Regions from separate parts of the Mus musculus genome. Here region 1 is linked to region 2. The links are chromatin contacts, found by Hi-C in ENCODE. All regions are on one chromosome and are shown on one strand. The core of a region is the stretch at or near the end of the contact, and the rest is flanking DNA. Distances in the headings are between cores, read along the strand shown. Region 1 overlaps Slc43a1 (solute carrier family 43, member 1). Region 2 holds the start of Stam (signal transducing adaptor molecule (SH3 domain and ITAM motif) 1).

Region 1 (6,013 bases), core at 2,468-4,967, about 71 Mb after region 2:
CTGGGCCTGGAGGACAGATGGCTACTTTCTCCTCCATGATGGGAGTCTTAGGCAGGTCCCTGAAGAAGATGTGTCCAGCCAGTAAGGATGTGGCTTCCTTTGCTTTTCTTTCCATGTTCTACAGGTGAACCTGGGCCTCCTACTTCTCTCGTTCCTGGGATTTCTCCTACCTTCCTACCTCTACTACTACCGGTCTCGCCTGCAGAGAGAGTATGCCACCAATTTGGTAGACCCACAGAAGGTGCTCAATACTTCGAAGGTGGCTACATAGACTCCTGAGGCCAAGAGACTTGGAGGACAGGCAGTCAAGGCCTGATAAACCGAAGGGAATGGCCTGTGGCTTTCTACCTGCATCGTGTTCATAGAGCCGGGTTCTGTGGATTTATAAATACTAAGAGTTCTATTTTTGTAGGGACTTGCAAAAAAGGAAACAAACAGAACAAAACCCCCAAACCAAAAACAGCCCTTAAAAAACTCCCCCCAACCAAGCTATCCATCAACTGAAGACAGTGCCCGTTCCAGTGGTATTGGGCCATCGTCTTTGAAAAGAAAGTGTGGGGCTGCCCTTTCTCCACACTTGGCCTAGGAGCCTCTGTGGAGTTGCCTTCTGAAAACTCATGGGATCAGTGAACAGACCACACTAAGATTCCAGCCGCCAAGTGTGCACACATATATGTTACGCACATGCATATTGCATCCTTTCCTGCAGGAGAAGGACTGAGGGGCTGGCTGTATCCAGGATGGGGTGTGGGGGCTGGAGGGCGGGTTCCCTCCCTGATGCTGTTTCTTACAGGTCTTAGAGGAAATAAAAAGGGAAATGAAATCTGGCTGGTGTGTATCTGTGACTGGAGGAGTAGGTTGTTGTCTTTCCAGAACTCTATCCCTCTGCCTCACCCATGCTTGGCTGGGCCTTTAGGAAGGATGCTTGGTGGGGTTGGAGTGATAGTTCAGTACTTAGAGCCCTGGTTGCTCTTCCAGAGGACCTGATTGCTCACACTCCAGTATTCAGAGTGAGTTCTAGGACAGCCAGCGCTACATGGAGAAACCCTGCCTTGAAAAACAATACAATGTGTGTGTTGTGTGTGTGTGTTAGTGTGTGTGTCTGTCTGTCTGTCTGTCTGTCTGCCTGACCATTATTTGTCTAGCCATCTTCCTCTTCTCAACTATGTACTTACTGCCTTGCTATCTGTCTTAGTTATTTTCCTGTTGTACAGACACCATGATGACTTTAAAAAAGGAAGAGTTTGAAGGAACTTACAGTTTCTGAGGGCTTTGAGTCCCTAACTTCCACAGCAGGGAGCATGACAGGAGGCAGCCATGGTGCTGGGGCAGGAGCTGAGAGCTCACATTAGGAGACAACAATCAAGGGAAAAAGAGAGAAAGCTAAATGGAAATGGTGTGGGTTTTTGAAACCTCAAAGCCCAGTGACACACCTCCTGGAGAAGGCTATTCCTCTTAATCCTTCCCCAAGGGTTCCACCAGCTGGGGACCAAGTATTCAGATCTCTGAGCCTATAGAGGCCATGCTCATTCACCACACATTAGTGTCTAAAGGAAGTTCAGTTTCTGTCTCCCCAGGGTTTTAGACTCTACCTCACAAGCTGCCCTTTCTCCTTACAAGAAACAATGGCAAATGCTTAAGGAGGACATACTTAAGACCCAGATGTGGTGGATCCTTGAAGGCTGAAGTAGGAAGATTGCCATGAGTGTGAAACTAGCCTGGGCTACATAGTAAATTCCAGGCCAGCCTGAGCTTCAGACACACACACACACACACACACACACACACACACACACACACACACACAGAGAGAGAGAGAGAGAGAGAGAGAGAGAGAGAGAGAGAGAGAGAGAGAGAGAGAGAGGAGACATTAAAGAATGATTCAAACCTTTCTGCCACCAAGGCACATGTCTGAGGCCTGCAGAATGCAATGCCTATTTGTTGCCTCCTATTTTATCTTAAGACATCAGGCAAATTCTGAGCTGTGTTCCGCTATTTTTACATTTACTTTAAACATTAAAGGGAGGCTTTAGAATTACTCACATGTAAAGAGAACACCATCTTAAGTACTGAGCGACACTCCAGGAAGATGTGACCTTGTTTATCCCAGGCCACCACTGGTCTGTGCCTTGGGACATAAAGTCTTAGCAGTTAGTCATAGACTGACAGGACCACGGATGCCTGCTGAGAATCTGTCATCCACACCACCCCCCCTAGAGTCAGAGAGGTTAGTAATTCACTGCTTTGTGGGGTTTGGAAAACACCTAGAAAGATGAAGGCAAAGCCATGCAGTACACAGAGGCAGAGTGTTCAGGCAAGGGCAGGTAGCAATATGACTACAGAAGCCTATCCCATTGGCAGTCAGGGGCAGAAGGGATTACCCAGGTGTACTAGTTCTCTGGGATGGGTGACTTGTTAGTAGGTTTGCAGGGTTCGCATGTCAGCCTAAGGTAAACTAGCCTAGAGAACTCACTGTAGCTGGGACTAGCCTCCCATGTTCAATCCTCTTGCCTCAGCTTCCCAACTGCTGGTTGATTAGCACCACTATCTCTGACTTTGGAGTGACCCCAGTAAAAGTCCGGATCCACTCTCTTGACCCTTACCCCATGGAGGACCCCCCCCCAAATGTTAGGGCTGGAAGATAACATTCCAAATAAGCTGTGCTTCCCTGCTCGTTCTGAGTTCTCTTGAGGAATAAATAAAGAATGGCCCACCCATCTTCAAATGACAAAACTGCACGAGGTCTGGAGAGAAGTCACGCAGCAGATGGTTGCTTTAAGCAGACTCCTGACTCTCTATGTGGCCTTTTGTGCACACACACACACACACACACACACACACACACACACACACACACACAATCTCAGAATGGGAGAAATCCTGTCAGTGAGGCTGGCTAGCTCCCAAAGGCCCTGCCGGGGTCTCCCTGCTCTCTGCCCAGGACTCTAATTTTGTGAGCCTCAAGCCATCTAGTGACCTGTTTGGCATCCCACCAGTCAGTTCTCTGATGAAGGCAGGTGGTGGAAGCCCAGCGTGTGGGCGCGCGGTACTCAGTATGCCCAGCAGGCGGCGCTACGTGTTTGAGGGTGGCCAAGTAGGGGGTGGCAAGCCAGTAGGGGAACCCCCGACCACTGTGCTGAAATCCACGCTTCTGGCACCTATGCCTCAGTTTCCCTACCTCTGGTTGCTCTGCCCTTTCTCGACGTCTCTTCTTCCCAGACCCACCAGTCTTGCACTCTCTCTCAGGCCCCACGGACCCTCCGGAGGAAAGGGACTTCCACAGCTAACTCTGCGCAGCTGAGGCAGGGGCTGAGTGAGAGGTGGAGGTCGACGTGTGGACCTTCTAGGAGAGGGGTGTCATCATTGTTCCATTCCTGGGGATGGGAGAGTTTGGGGAGGGGGCTGGGTAGGGACGGAAGCAAGCTAGAGCCGTGTTTGTCGCGGCGCTGCCTAGAGGAACAGATGGCTGGGGAGGGGAGAGGGTGCCTTGCCGGGAGGAGGGGTGCGGGGGCCGGAGGATGAGGAACGAGGAATTTCGACGCCCGAGTCTCCCGGGAGAAGTCCCCCTCCTCATCTCTTCCCAGAAAGAGGGGCGGGCAAGCGCCTGTGGTTTCCCAAGGAGCCCCAGCCTCTGCCCCGCCCTTTGAGAGGTCCACCGCCCAGGGATGCGTCCCGGGCTCGCTTGCTCCTTCGGAGGGACTGGCTAGAGGCCACGGGGAACCGCCTGGGGCTCAGGGGTTAATGGGGCTGCGATCCGAGGGACGAGGGGGCGGCAGGAAGCGCTCTCTGGGTTGGGAGCGAGTTCAGGGATCGCAAACAGCTCTGGGGAAACGTGTTAATTGGAACTTTATGCAGATGAGCTGGGACTGGGGGCTGCCGGAGAGAACAGGTCAGAAGGATGCTGGACACAGCTGAATCCCCGCGGGTGCAGAGGGCCCTGGTTAAGGAGGTGACACACACGAACCTATAGATTCCTGGGATTCACCCTATAGAGGCATACTGGTCTTGAGGAATGAAACGCTTGCTCTCTGGTCCTTCTCAGAAAACTAGCGAGGGTTTGTCTGTGATTGTCCTTCTCTGAATTTTGGGTCCAGCAGTGCAGAATCTCAGGTGGCCATGGGTGGTCATACCTGCATGTGTTAAAGTCTTGCCCCCGGCTACTTCCCAGACTCATCTTGGCCACCTCCCACCCCTATATGACCTGGATCCCTCTTTTTTCACTCCTCATAGTATCTGTCTTGTGTTTTTGTTTAAACAGGATCTCAATTTCTAGCTCAGGTTAGCCTGGAACTCCCTATATAGCCCAGGCTGGCCTCGAACTCATTGCTATGCTCTTGCCCCACCCACCCTAGTACTGGGTTTACAGGCAAGCACGTCTGTCTCTATCATCCTCCATCTTTTATTTGTACCCACTGTCTACACAGAATTCTCACTCACAGCTTCCTCCATGTGTGTATGTTTGGGGAGGACCTCTAACTTTCTTTTGCATTGCTGCCTGCTCCCCTCTTTCCTCCCCTCCCCACTCACAAGATTCTCAGTCTTAAGTGCACTTACAGTAGCTCCCCGCTTGAAAAAAAAGCAGATTCCCGCACCCCCAGCTATCTGATTCAGCAGCGGTCGGTTGGTCGGTCGAGGGGGCTCAGGAACCAGCTTCCCTCCTAATCAGATAAAACGGCCCTTACCTTTGAAACACAGTGCAAAGGCTAAATGGACTGAAAAAAATAGGGACCCAGTTCCTTCTACAGCCCCCCCCCCCCCCCCCCCCCGCACACTATGGCTGTCTCTGGTGTGATGATATCTGGCCTGGAGAAGATGCCAGGTGGAAAAAAAGAAAGCGGAGGCAACAGGGAAGGGGGAGGGGAAGAATCCGAGATAAAAGGGTGAGTCTGCCCCTGGCTCTTCTCTAAGATGGCCCCCTTTCTCTCCTGCCCCACCTCAGGGTTCTCCCCTCTTTTGCCCCATCTCTACTTCCCCACTCATCAGCTCTCTACTGTTGACTTTCTGATCCACATTCTCCTCTCTTCTCATCTGTAGCTCCTGGGAGAAATTTGAGGCTCAGGCTTTTTGGAGGTGACTGGAGACAACAAAAGCAGTTGGAGCCCTACCTTCAAAACAAAGAGGCAAAGCCACTTCTAGGGGTGGAAGAAAAGAAGATGAGAAGAGACAGGGCTTGTGGGAAGATGGTGCCGACAAATACAGGCTATTTCCCCTTTCCTGCGACCTGCTGGATGCTTGCTCCCCAACTACAACTCAGTTATATCAGAGATCTCCCCCACCCAGATGTCCAAACCAACAATACCAACAAAAAGGGATATCGGGAGAAGTAATTTGCCAAGGTCACATAGCTAGGAAGTAGGAGAACCCTCTACTACCCCAAACCACTTTCCTTGAGCATAGCGATCCCAGAGTTCCCTCTCTGGCCCACTCCCCAGGAACAGTGGGATAGACAAGGGCGTCTGGTACAGAAGGAAGGAGATGGATGCTCAGGTTTCAGGACATCTGACAGGTTTGGCTGGAAGCATTAAAAATTCATAGAGAAACCTGACCCCAGCTGGACCTTGGGCCTGCCACCTGGTCTGGCTCTGCTTTTGTGGCCTTTCAAAAGTTGTTGGCCAACTTTCCCTTCTAAAGGGTCCTGGAAGCCCCATTTTTTTTTCATGTTTTATAAAAGAGCTCTCTAACAGATTAGAGATCTAAAGTGGGGAGCCAGCTGCTCAGAAAACCGGGCTGAAAACACCCTCACCCCCAGTCTGAGTGAAAGAACCTGAGAAGCTTAAGGGCTTATGAAGCTTGTCATCTGGCGTCCTTCTACTCCTCTCCCCAGGAGACTGCATGCTCACTCGGCAGTTTGTGGTGACAAAGCCTGTCTGTGCTTCCCGTGACGGCCAGTAGGGGGCAGCCATCCTCTGGGCTACTTCATCTCTGTAGTTTGAAGGGCAATGAAAAGAGCCCTGCCTATGGGCAGGAAGGTGCAGCCTCGGCTTTGAGGAAGAGCTCTGTAGTCTGTTATCTG
Region 2 (5,936 bases), core at 395-2,894:
ATATATTTGAAGGCTTTTTTTTTTTTCTTTTTCAGTGCCAAGGTCAGAACCCAGAGCCTCTCACATTCTAAACAAGTACCCCATCACTGAGGCTCATCCTCAGTCAGTCTTTAAAGCCTTTTAAACTCTTATCCACTCAGATGTCTATGTAAATACACATCTATGCTCTTACTTTCAATGGCCAAATAAGTACAATTATAACTATTGATTCCACTTGAGTGCTTACTATATGCTAGACACTATTACAGGGGATTTGCTTCTAGTAATTTATTTCATCTTCAATGGTTTGTCATTTCCGTTTCTTATTTATGAGGAAACAGACAGAGGAGTTTGTCCAATCTCTTTAATGTCGGACAGTTTAGCGGTCATCAAAACTTTGATATTGTAAACAACGCTGCCATTAATATCTTGGTTCATGTTTTAAAAGACTGTAAGATTTAAAATTCAGAATAACTGGAACCAGAGGCACATTTCCAAAAGCTGGCTATATACTTCCCATCCTTTCTCTTAAGAATGCTGTAATTTATACCCCATCAGGCAACTTTGTTTCCCATCCCTTGGATTCTTTTAGTTTTAAATGACTGAAAACGTTAACCGATGCTTTAGTTTGCTCCTCTTCCTCCAAAATTCGACTTTAACTGTTTAGTAAGCAAGCTGTTTGTACTGTTATACAAATCTTGTTGACATGTTTATAAGCTTCCCTTTTTGTAAGGGTCCCTATTTGGGCACTTTTTACCGAATCTCAGTGCATGTGCAAGACCGACTTGCTAACTTTACGTAATATTTCCAAGAGATGATTCTTTAGATTTCACATGATTTAGAGGACAATGTGTGTGTGTGTGTTGGGAGCTGGGGAGGGGGCGTGCGTTACATACATATGTACAAATTAGATCACCAAATCAACATTTTAAGTTGCCAAGAGTCCTCATCAATGTCTGGCTCCATTTTTCATGTGTGTGTGTGTGTTTTTTTTTTTTTTTCAATTTCTGCCGTTGGGTGTGCGTGCTTATCTCAGGCTGAGAAGGTCTAATCTTCTCAGGGACTCAGTGACTGCACGTTTAGTCAGTCGGAGCCCACACCCAGGAAGGCTCCCTCTGATCTCAGGCTGGGGAATGAGCCAGCGTTACCTCAGCCTCTCGAGAGGCTGTGCGCCTCGACACTCCCTCCAAGGGATTCAGGCCAGCTCCACCAGCTCACATGACTCCAATCCCAGCAACTTCCATGAACCCTCGACGAGCGCGCTCAACATTTTCCTCGGGTAACCCAAAGGACTGCCTGACTTTCTAGAGGGATTGCAACATCACAACAACCCATCGAATAAACCCAAGGAGTTAAAAATTAAGGGTTTGGCTGGACCCAAACTGAACCCTCTCCCTCTCCCAGTCTCTTATTCACTCTAGAGGCTCTTAGTCGGCCTCGGTGCGCCTGAAGGACCTCGTCCTCCCGAGACGCCCGGGGACATGGAAAAGCCGAGAACCTAGCCGCTAACCCCACGGGCACGCGGGAACTCAGCAGAGGAAGAGACAGCGGCGGCTCATCGCGTGGGCCTCGGCGGAGGCGGCGGGCTCTGGCCAGACCCGGAGCGGGCAGTGTTCAGGCAGCGCTCAAGTCGCCTACATTCCCGACACGCCCCGCGCGGGGGCCTGTTCCGCTTCTCGGCTGTTGCCGCCGCCGCCGCCTCTGTTGCTGGGGTGGGTGAGAGGAGGGGCTGAGAGGGACCCTGCACTGGCAGGCAGGCGCCCTTGCTGTGTTTGTACCTGAGGGGCCTCCTTTCTCCGTCACCCCTAGAGTGCCGCGGGGTCGAGGGGCAGTCCCCGGGGACACCTCGGCACGCAGCGGACATGCCTCTCTTTGCCACCAACCCCTTCGACCAGGATGTTGGTAAGTGTTTTCACCGCCCCCCGTGGGTGCCCCCCGAGACTGCGAGCCCGCGCCGACTCCCGTCCCACTGCGTTCGTTCATTCTGGATTCCCGAGGCCGAGCCCACGTTCTTCTCTCCCGGGGCCCCTTCGTTCAGAGTTGGGAGAGGGTTGAGCGCTTGGCGCATCCTCTTTGGAAGAAATGGGACTTAGAACCTCTCTAATGGGCCTTGGTAAGGGACTTGGGGAGGGGGAGCTTTGAAGGAATCGCTTAAGGGATTCGGGGTAAAGGGTTGCCTCGGGAGGAACAGACGACGAAGCCATCTGCCGCTGGGGCATGGCTTCTGGGAGAAGAGCGAAGGACAGACGTATCTTGGCTTAAGCAGATTGATTATATGCTCTATCGCCAAAGTATTTGCCTGGCCCAATGGAACTGGCAGAATGTTTTAGGTAAGGTTACTTAAAGGGTTTTTTAAATAGCCCTATAACGGTCCCTGGAGGAGAGAGGTCTGGTTACGTACTGGTAGGTTGAAATGTTGGAAGAGATGGAGATGGATTACTTGGCAACAACTGAAAACGCAGACATGAGCCTTTGGGATGCCTTTTTCAGGCTGGGCCTCTGCCTTTGGGGAAGTGTGGAAGAGGATTTTGATTCTAGGATGGGGTCTGAAATGCTAAATTTTTTGTTGTCTGAATCATTGGTATTAGGTACCAAGCATACCAATTTAACAGGTTAGCTATCTATTTTTCAGACCTGATTTGAATTTCTTGAAAGAATTTTGGGATGTTTTTGAATGCATTACATTGAACTACACTGGCAGCATAGTGTGGAATGAAAGCGAACCAATACCATCCAGTCCCACAGGCTGAATTTAAGCATAACTGTAGTAAAAGAATGTAAGGATAACTTGTGAGAGTTACTTTATGAATTTTGTTTATTAGAGGTGAATTTTACATTTTGCCAACTGGAGAAAATGTACTATTACTGCCGCTTCCTGCCTGGTTCATAGTGATTCAGTTGAATGTCCTGAATCTGAGCTGTGGATGGAACTTTAGAAATCATCAATAGTGCTAAATAAGTAATGAATTGGGAAATTGTGTTTAATAAGTGCTTAGCACCAGTACTTACTGAACACAGTGTTCATTGACAAGAAATGCAACCATGAAGACCATCTCATTGCGGCTCTTTGGCTGTTTTACAATTTGTTACATCAGTCTTTAGGACAAATGCTTATAATAAAACAATATTTGCTGCCTCTGTTCCTGGCACCTATAGTGATCCTATATGATCTTGCTTTCTGCTAATCAGTCACACTTATATTCTCCTGGCTTGTTCCTTTTTGTGGTATTGGAAATGGAACCCAGGGCCTAATATGTATTCTTTCTGTTTTTTTTTTTTGAACTCACATTTGCAGTGGATTCAGATGGATTTCTTGATGTTAAACCTGTTCTTGCTACCTACACCGCCCAGTCCAAACACAGGCCCCTTCTTGCCTTTATACTTTTGTTTCTGTTATTTCATGTGTCTTTCCACACATATGTCCTCATGCTTTAAGGTCAACTTAGAGTCTGACTTGTTGTACCTGAATTATTTGCTGATTCCTGCAACCTGGAGTTTATAAGTAGCAGTGTTACTGACAGTTTGGAATAGATAAAATCCTTAAGGAGGTTATGCTCTATACATGAAGGCTGTTAACTTTGTATTTGCTCTTCACTCAGTGGATGCCAGTAACATCTCACAGCCAGTCATGACTTTAAAAGACATGACTTAATGTCTCGGGGGCTGTTTAAATACAGTGATTTTTCACCTTCCCCATGTTCTACAAATTTCAGCATTTTTGTCTTAAACATTACATATCAATGTGTTCTTTATTTTGCTCCTTGTTTGATGGCTGCTGCATAGTTGGCTTTGAATAAGTGCTTGTTGAGTTGAAACTATGTTAAGCCTGTTAGACATGTTTTTTTAGAAATCACTCTGAATTATAAAGATACTTTGTGCCATCAGGTCCCTACTGATTTGTATTTACCGATCCCAACAGCCAGTTCCTCATCCAGTTTTTTATTGATGTCTTACATTTTTCTTCTGTGCTTTATCCATAGGTTTGTAGGTCATCAGCCCTTTTCTGGTTTTCTGCTTAGCTTTTTAGTGTCCCCTCCCCCACTTTTTTTCAGTGTCTAAATGCTGAGCAGTAATAACAGCTCTTCTCCATTAAGACTTTCTTCTCTTAGAGTCTTATGAGATTTAGTGCTTAGTAGAATTTGGAGTGATTTGCTTAAGTTCAGGTTTCATGCTTGCTGCTTATCAGCAATCTGGCTTTAAGCTAGTTGGTTATTCTCTGCCTTTGTTTCTTTGTCTTTAAATATGGAGTATAAGAATTATAATGTTCCCTTAAATATATTTGCAAAAGCAAAAAACAAACAAAATGTACAGTGTTTCTTAGCTTACAGGGTTGGTAAGAGAATTGAGTCAATATTTAAAAAGCACTTAGAAGAAATTTTCTATATTTGTGAAGCAAGATTTAAAACAGCTAGTCTCTTAGCTTTAAGCACTTTGCTTATTCCTGTTAATCACAAATTTAAATAGTCTCAGTCAGTATTGGAGATTTAGGCATCCATCTACTGAATATTTCCACTGGATTTTGATAGGAATCTAGAAACAAGCATACCAAAAATCATTTATTCCCCTCCCACTTCTCATTCTGTCATCTTAGCCCACCTCAGGATTGAGTCATTAATCTTTCCTGCCAGTCAGTTCTGATGTCTAAGAGTCATGTTCTTTCTTTCTTTCTTTCTTTCTTTCTTTCTTTCTTTCTTTCTTTTTTTTTAAATTTTATTTTATTCTTTTTTTTCTTTTTTTTTTTTTTTTTGGCGACAAACAGGAATTTAATTGGATATAAAGAGAAGCAAATTTTTTCACGATACACTATAAAACAGACCATGAGGTTTACCTGTAACAAATATTTAAGTTCCATCTAGCAGAAAATAAACCAGAGCCTGAAAAAGTAGAAACTTGTTCAAGCTGCACGGTGATACCTAAATACATGCCTTTAATCTAGTGACTTTCAATCCTAGTAGATTTTAAGCTCTGTTCTTCCAAGGACAATGTCAAGAATCATTTTATGAAGCCAGGCAGTGGTGGTACATGTCTTTAATCCCAGCACTCAGGAGGACGAGGCAGGCACATCTCTGAGTTCAAGGCAGAGTCATTTTATGGTTGTGATTATTGACATCTAGTTGATGGCAGCCAGGATGCTATTTGAATCCTACATTAGCCACAGCAGCCTCCTCATGACAGTGAATTTTCTGACTCAAAATCTCTCTCTCTACTGCCGAGAACTGACAAGGATTTGTTATTTGGAAAATTTGGTGAATGAGGGAAGTTTGACCACGTGAGCTGAGATACAAAGGTTTAGGGGCAGGACCGTGGGTTGAGTTTGAACACACTTGGGGTGCCTTTCACATGTCCAGCGTTGGTTGTCTAGAAAGCAGGCTGGCTTCATAGTCTGACCTTAGAGGAAACAGATGTGAGAATCGTCTGTGTATGGGTGGTATTGACACTATGAGAGCAGAGCAGCAGCGACAGACACCAGTGTGGACTAAGAAGAGAGCAAAGGCAGAACCTTGGCACGCAACACTTAAAACGAGGTAGAGTGGGGAGGCTTGGTGCTAGAACACCTGCTTCACATATACTGGGTTCTGGGTTTGATTCCTGAATAGTAAGAAAGAAGAAAGGAAGGGAGAAAGGAATAAAGAGAGGAAAATAAATGAGATAGTAAAGAACAAGAACTCATGGATAAGCAGTTAGCAGAGGAAGAGGAGAGAGCTTGGAGCTCCCCTGTACCATGGAAGTAGAGGGGTGATAGGTTTTCAAGGTGAGGGAAATGGGCCATATCAGATTTACCAGAAAAGCCTGGAAGTGGTACCTAAAACAACAGTCTCTGGACATCACAGCTGGAAATTCTTCTGTCCAGGCTTTCAGTGGAGTGGCCACAGCTGTGAGTTTAAGAGCCACTAAGAGGGAAACAGAGGCAGGCAGATCTCTGAGTTTGATGCCAAACTGGTCTATAGGGCAAGTTC

The links. Hi-C counts contacts between places; a loop is a spot of excess contacts on that map.
Region 1: a map of T-helper 17 cell shows a loop between it and region 2 (535-fold over the local background). The contact joins the enhancer-like site here to the promoter of Stam in region 2. A Hi-C loop is called at or near these places in 2 of 37 maps with a recorded cell type or tissue (T-helper 17 cell and regulatory T cell).

The regions. Positions count from the first base shown.
Region 1 is chr2:84,862,759-84,868,771 of GRCm38, forward strand. It overlaps Slc43a1 (solute carrier family 43, member 1), which reads left to right. Exons shown (of 14, transcript NM_001083809.1): 14 at 125-828. The coding sequence ends at 271. Among named protein-coding and RNA genes, the nearest start is that of Rtn4rl2, 21 kb to the right of the region's middle. Within about 2 kb of position 3,718, at least 1 of the 3 ENCODE cell types and tissues checked has a DNase peak (open chromatin) inside an H3K27ac peak, as active enhancers do.
Region 2 is chr2:14,072,456-14,078,391 of GRCm38, forward strand. It overlaps Stam (signal transducing adaptor molecule (SH3 domain and ITAM motif) 1), which reads left to right and starts at 1,645. Exons shown (of 14, transcript NM_011484.3): 1 at 1,645-1,881. The coding sequence starts at 1,842. Stamos (signal transducing adaptor molecule (SH3 domain and ITAM motif) 1, opposite strand) reads right to left here and starts at 1,479. Exons shown (of 2, transcript NR_038162.1): 1 at 1,128-1,479.